Regions from separate parts of the Mus musculus genome. Here region 2 is linked to region 1. A link is a contact called in ENCODE Hi-C or POLR2A ChIA-PET data. All regions are on one chromosome and are shown on one strand. The core of a region is the stretch at or near the end of the contact, and the rest is flanking DNA. Distances in the headings are between cores, read along the strand shown.

Region 1 (2,955 bases), core at 228-2,727:
ACAACAGACCAGTCGATTTTGGTGGACTGCTGGCTGTTTTTCCCCCAGATAGGGTTCTCTTTGTAGTTCTGGCTGTCCTGGAGCTTGCTCTGTAGTCCAGGCTTGTTTGAATTCAAGAGATCTGCCTGCCTCTGCCTCTGTCACCACCACCCAACTGCTGGTTGTTTTAAGCAACCCTAATCAGCAAAACTGACCTGGCACTTGGGAGCCATGGGTTAACCTAGGGGCGTGGCATAATAAGGGCACGCACCAAGTTAAAAGAAGTTGGCACAAAATCTGTCTATACGCATTGTTAAGTTAGCAACAGGATTTTCAATGTGTTAGGACTAATTTTTAGAAATAACTTCTTGTTGAAGCAGTCTGGGGAGAGTTAATTTTTTGTTGTTGTTTTTTTTCGAGACAGGGTTTCTCTGTGTAGCCCTGGCTGTCCTCGAGCTCACTCTGTAGACCAGGCTGGCCTCGAACTCAGAAATCCCTGTCTCTGCCTTCCAAGTGCTGGGATTAAGGGCATGCGCCACCTCTGCCCGGTAGAGAGTTAAATTTTTAAGGAGGCTCGTCCAATAACTAACTAGACAACCGTTTCCAGGCGCCCAAACTGCACGCCCGTTTATGCCAACCTCGGCCCGTGCTATTCACGTTCCCATGCGGTGCCCAAACCCAGGCCTCTACAACGGATCCAAGGCCCAGGGCCTACCATCCGGCACCTATGTGTTCTTTTCGGTCCTTCGCGGCCGTCTATTTCCATGTAGAAACAGGGTGTGCCCTCCCTTTTCCGAGCACAGACCCCATCCTAAGGGCGGATGCTGGGGCCCCAGGACGAGGCCCCTGAGGTTGGCGGGAGCTCGAGGGGGCGGGCCGCCAGGGAACGGGGAGGGGGGGAAAGCAGAAAGACGAGCAACGCGCGCGGCGCTCAAACCCGCGCTGCCTTCTGCTCACGGGCGAACCCCACCCTCTCCGTCACCAAAGGCGCCCAGCCAATGGGCGAGCCGGAAAGGCCGGGCTTACAAGCGAGGGACCGAGAGGGGGAGCCACTCGAGGGGAAAGGGATGTAGAAGGCGGGCTGCACTTGACTGACAGCTCACTCAAGCCAATCCTCTGTGAGGCTTCTCCGCTCTCCTCTTTGCTGGGCTCTGTTCGACGTCCCACCTTCTCTTCCTCCACCCCCCCCTCACTCCTTTGCGTCCCGCCCCGCCTCCCCTCCCCCACTCTGCGGGCAAATCACTGCTGGAAAGAGGCGGGGGCCTAAGCGGCAGGCTCGTGTGGAGCCTTGAGGTGGGATTGACGGGCGCTCCGACCAATAAGAGGTAGGCTGATGGCGCGGCTGTGGCCGGGGCCGACCAATGGGCGCGCGGCCTGGGGGCGGAGGCCCAGGTTCCAAACGCTCCGCGGCGCCATGGGCTGAAAACTCAACCGAGATGGAATCTCCCAGTCTGAACCGGTTTCAACCGGTTCCGAGTTTGAGGCACTAGGAGGAGGGGGAGAAGCGGCTGCAGCGGCCGCGGCAGGAGCAGCGGGAGCTTCAGCATCAGCAAGAGCAACAGTAGCTACAGCCCCGGCGGCCGTGCCTGTTCCAGCCTTTGCTGCAGCAGTCGTGCAACCATCCCGAGGGGGAGGGGGGAGGCACCAGTCGCTGAGGAGCACGCGAAGGGGGGAAAGTTTAGGCTAGCTCGGGTGGGGGGGCCCGGCGCCGGAGCGGCGTGAGCGAGGGAGCCCTGTGTGGTAGGGGGAGCCGGACTGCAACTGGCGGCAGAGCGGCCCCGGCCGTACGGACTCGCGCTGCTGCTCCCGCCGCCGCCTGTGGCTGGAGGGTCCTGGGCTCTGTCTCACGGACTGGCCCGCTCCCCTCCCCCTTCCTTCCCTCCCCAGCCGGGCGGGAGCATTTATTTCTCGGATTAATTCCCCTTTTTGGTGGGGCGCGTGTGTGTGCGTGCGCGCGTGTGTGTGCGTGAGTGTGTGTTGGGTGGAGTTGTCCCTAGAATAGTAAATACTGAGCTTTTTTTTTTTTTTTTGCCCTTCTCTGCTTTTTAATTTCTTTTTTGTTTAAGGTGGGAAAACTGTGAAACCCACCTTGATTTCCTCCCCTCTCCCTCCTCCCCACCTTCCCTCGCCCCAAGCCCGGACAAGGAAGGAAGAAGCAGTTGGTTGAATTTCTGGGTAAGTCGGTCGTGTGCTCGGGGCCGAGGGTCGGGCGGCGGCGGCGCGGCGGGCATGAGGCGAGGCGGGCGGCGGGCGCGGGGCCCTCGGCGGAGCCTGAGATTGAATGGAAGCGCTTCTGTCGCTCGGTGATGGAGGTGGGGAGGCGGCCGCGGGAGGGGAGCGCTTGCTGGGTCATCTTCGTGTGCGGGTGGCGGTGGAGGAAGGCGAGGAGCGTGGTAGTGAGGCTGAGCCCCTGCGCGTGGGTGGAAGGGCTTCCCCAGTCCAAAGGGCTGGGGAGAGTCGGGGGTGATTTCGGGAACGTCTCTGTAAATTATTAGGAGTGGAAGTTTCCAGAAATATTTAGTGCAGCAGCATTGAAACGTCCGCCTGCATCACGTGGCCCCCTCGGTGGAGAGCTTGGGATGGGGGAGGGAGGGGCTACCGAGTCCCTTCTTATGTGAAGAAACTCGAAAGCCTTGTGGGTGATTTTTGTTGTTGTTGGTTTTGTGAGTGTGTGTATAACAAGAAGTAGGAAAGAGGAGTTAATTTCTTTTTTTCGGGGGCCTGCAGTTGGGGTTCCGTGTTGTAGGTTGTTTTCGCCCGGGGCATATATGTCTTGGTGAAACCGTGTACTGCTGGCCGTGGACAGTGAATGATGCCCTCCCTGCTCCTCCTTCTGGTTTCTTGAGTTTGCGGTGTAGGAGAGGAAGTGGTGGTAGAGGATGCACTGAATACTCGCCGAGGCGGGACCTCGGATCACTCAGAGGACATGCTGCATAGAGAATAGGGCGGTGAACTTAGGCGCCGGGTCTAAATGCC
Region 2 (3,235 bases), core at 302-2,801, 240 kb after region 1:
GGCAGCTGCATTAAGGCCCTAGTCACAGATGCTGGTAAAAGGGCTTAACTGAGAAAGAACTGCCCCTCAGGCATCTAGAGTAGTGAAGTGCAGCTTTCAGAACATAGCAACACCAAGCACATCCGAACATCAGCTACTGCTACTAAACGTTAAGACTGTACACAGGGTGTCCCCAACCTGCCTCTTGCCAGGACCCCCATTACCTTTCCAGGCCAGCTTGATGTTCCACTCATAGAAGAAAATAAGCTTCCCTTTGCGGCTGTTACATGAAGCCTCACCTTCCACCTGTTTCAACTCACTGATCTCACATCGGCCAGCCTCATTCTCCATAGCAATGCCAACCAGGAGCTCTCGGAGCTTCCCCTTGGACCAAATGGTGGCATCCCGCTCTGTCCTGCCAGAGAATAGAAAGACAGGTGAATGGCCCAGCTGGTCTCCATCTGAGCAGCCAGGATGCCATCCAAACCCAGACCAGGTGAGTCCTGGTATTCAAGCAGCCTCCAACTCGCAAATGTGCTTCTCTGACGAGGTTTCTACTAGGTATCTTCTAAGCCTGTTGCTCAGTTTCTTAAGACACTATTATTCACCATATAATAATGGGTAATCTTAAAAACAATGGCCCCGGGGAAAAGGGTCCAGCAATCTCCACCCCAGGAAATGGATTGGCTAAGCTGCGGCCACCTGTAACGGTGGTAGTCATTTAAATAGCCTTAACCACAATATCAGTTATCTGGCATTTCCATATTTATCTTATGCATTCTCTCTAATGTTCTCATCTAAGGGGACAAAGAGCAGCCTGAGACGTCAGTGTCCTAATCATAGAATCCAGCCTAGAACATAATTCTTTCAGGACAGCTAAGTCATCTTATGGTGCAGTCTGGGCTCTGCTTCCCTCAGCTTTCCCCAATGCCCGCCAAAGAGGCAGACATCTCCCGGTATTCCTGAGACACAAAGGGGGGCAGATAACTAGTGCAAACTGAGACAAAGCAAAGAAAGTGAGATCCAAGTCCCTGCCTTCCTACTGCACACGGACACAGCACCGTCGGCGCACGCACGCGCACTACGCATCTCAAGGCCGAGGATGGCTGGGTGAGGGGCGACCGAGGCACAGCTGTCCGGTAGGGTGAGACAGAAGTCCCTTCTGGAGCTCGCCCAACTTCAGGAGGAGCCTGAAGCCGTAGGACCAGCGCAGTTAGGAACCGTCTCCCGCCACGGGCAGCCGTGCTGCGGCGCCGCGCGGCCCTCCCAGGAGCCCGCCCGCCTGCTCGCGCCCGGGGCCCACCGCACCAGTGCCAGTTGTTCACGTTGGTCCCGTCCTCCCGCTCCTCCACGATCCAGCGCGGGTCCCCCTGGCCCCACTTGGCCATGGCGGCGCTGACGACGACGGCCCTGGTAGCGGGAGCGCGCGGGTTTCCGGCCAGAAGGTCTGTGAGCCGATCGCCCGCAGCTCCCAGAAAGTGCCAGAAGTCCCCGCCCCGGGCCGCCCCGGCCACAGCCTGCCCCGCCCCCCGCTGTCCGCTCCCCGCAGCCAGCTCCACCCCACATCGACTCTGCCCCAAGCCCGGTTACGCCCCCAATATGCCACACCTCTGGGCGCCGCCCTCTGCAGGCTTCTCCCCCACCCCACCCCCGACTTCGCCCCGCCTCTCTGCCCTAAGACCCCGCCCTATGCCTCCTGGCGCTGTCTTCTGCTAGGCTCCTCCCCGACTTCGCCCCGCCCCCCGGTCCTAAGGCTCCGCCCTGGCCCTAGCCCTCCGCTTTGTAACCCCTGGTTCGCCTTGTTCTTGCCGCTGGCTCCTGCTGCCCAGCGAGGCTTCTGGCCAGGGCTTTCTACGAACGACCGAGACTCCGCCCAGGGCTCGTACCAGAGCGGGTTGTCCATTTTCTGAGGCCCTTGGGATGGGAGCTGCGCAGGTCCCTAAGCAGAGGCCCGCGAGGGTTTACTGAAAGAATGCTTTTTTTTTTTCCATGCAGTGATCCTCTAGAGACAAAAGATCGTGCTTGCAAGTGCCTGGGATTGTGGATACAGTTACAATAAGGGTTTATTAATTCTTTCCATCGTTTTTCACCTTCTAGCAAAAACTGAAGCCACCATCTGGAAAGTGTTTCTTAGGAGATTATTTTAACAAATAAAATAGGTAGTTCAATGGGAGATGGGGAAGGACCTGGCTGCTCTGTGCACTTGCCATTCAGTGGTCTGCTTATCAGCAAAACAAGCTGAAAGGGCTATGGTGTTTATTGGAGCTATTGCATTTCGATGTGTTCTTCGAGAAGTTACATCATTCAAACTGCTGAAGCAATGCTGTGACCCCCCCCCCCAAATCAAACGGCATTGTTAGTTCAACTGATCATACCAAAGGCACAGCTGACAGAAGGCAAGACTCTAGCGATGATTGGCGTGTACTTTGTGTGCCTACTTTTCATCCAGTTCTTCTGTTTGCTCCTGATAAAACATTTCATGATAAGATTTAGATATGTTCATTTGAACCTGACAGAAAATAAGACTTCTGAGGGTAGAAGCTGCTACAATCACTAAAATGTATAAATACCAAAATATACAAGAACTACTCCCAGTAGAAATAAATTTACTGGAATGTAACTCGATTGTGAGTCTAGGAGACCAATGGACCCTGAAGCACTCTTCAGATCTGCGATTTAAAAATGACCTCCAATAAGACATTGCAAAAATGGGAAAGAAACAATGGAAAAAGTAAAAGAGTGGGGAAGGTGGCCCCGAAAGAAACTGTCCTAGAAAAAGTACTGGGTCAATAGCTAGTGAACAAAACCATGGTGTTCCCACACCCCCTGGGGGGGGCATTTATAGACCATAACAATAATTGAGACATTTAAGCAATTTCAGATGTCCAAAGTTAATTGAAGCTTTCTTTAATTTTCAAGAAATGATAAAACAATGGAAAAAGAAAATCCTTGCCTGGCAGTGAGTCTGAAGACAGCTGATCAAAGGGGAAGAAGTCCAGCCACAGATGGAAGAGAGATGACCTGGACAGTGGGCTGCAGTGGGAAGGAAGCCATGATTTCAGGACATGAAAAGTGGAGTCACACGAGGCTCACTGGGTGCTGGTGGGAGGCAGAGGGGTGTACCCTTAAACTGTAATTGTTTGGTGTAAACAGACTGAATTTGTGTCCTTCTCCAAAACATGGGCTTGATAATTGTGCTTTTAGTTTTTTTTTTTTTTTGGTTTTTCAAGACAGGGTTTCTCTGTGTAGTCCTGGC

What was found. A loop is a pair of places that touch in the nucleus more often than their neighbours do. ChIA-PET counts read pairs that join two places held with the same protein, here RNA polymerase II (POLR2A).
Region 2: a map of heart shows a loop between it and region 1 (11-fold over the local background). The contact joins the promoter of Ahsa2 here to the promoter of Xpo1 in region 1. A Hi-C loop is called at or near these places in 1 of 37 maps with a recorded cell type or tissue (heart). POLR2A ChIA-PET finds 5 or more read pairs at or near these places in 1 of 5 experiments (embryonic stem cell).

The regions. Positions count from the first base shown.
Region 1 is chr11:23,254,564-23,257,518 of GRCm38, forward strand. It overlaps Xpo1 (exportin 1), which reads left to right and starts at 1,478. Exons shown (of 26, transcript NM_001035226.1): 1 at 1,478-1,597; 2 at 2,081-2,154.
Region 2 is chr11:23,496,488-23,499,722 of GRCm38, forward strand. It overlaps Ahsa2 (AHA1, activator of heat shock protein ATPase 2), which reads right to left and starts at 1,552. Exons shown (of 9, transcript NM_172391.4): 1 at 1,288-1,552; 2 at 204-394. The coding sequence starts at 1,367. 1700030C12Rik (RIKEN cDNA 1700030C12 gene) reads left to right here and starts at 1,274. Exons shown (of 3, transcript NR_166706.1): 1 at 1,274-1,424; 2 at 1,975-2,098; 3 at 2,899-3,176.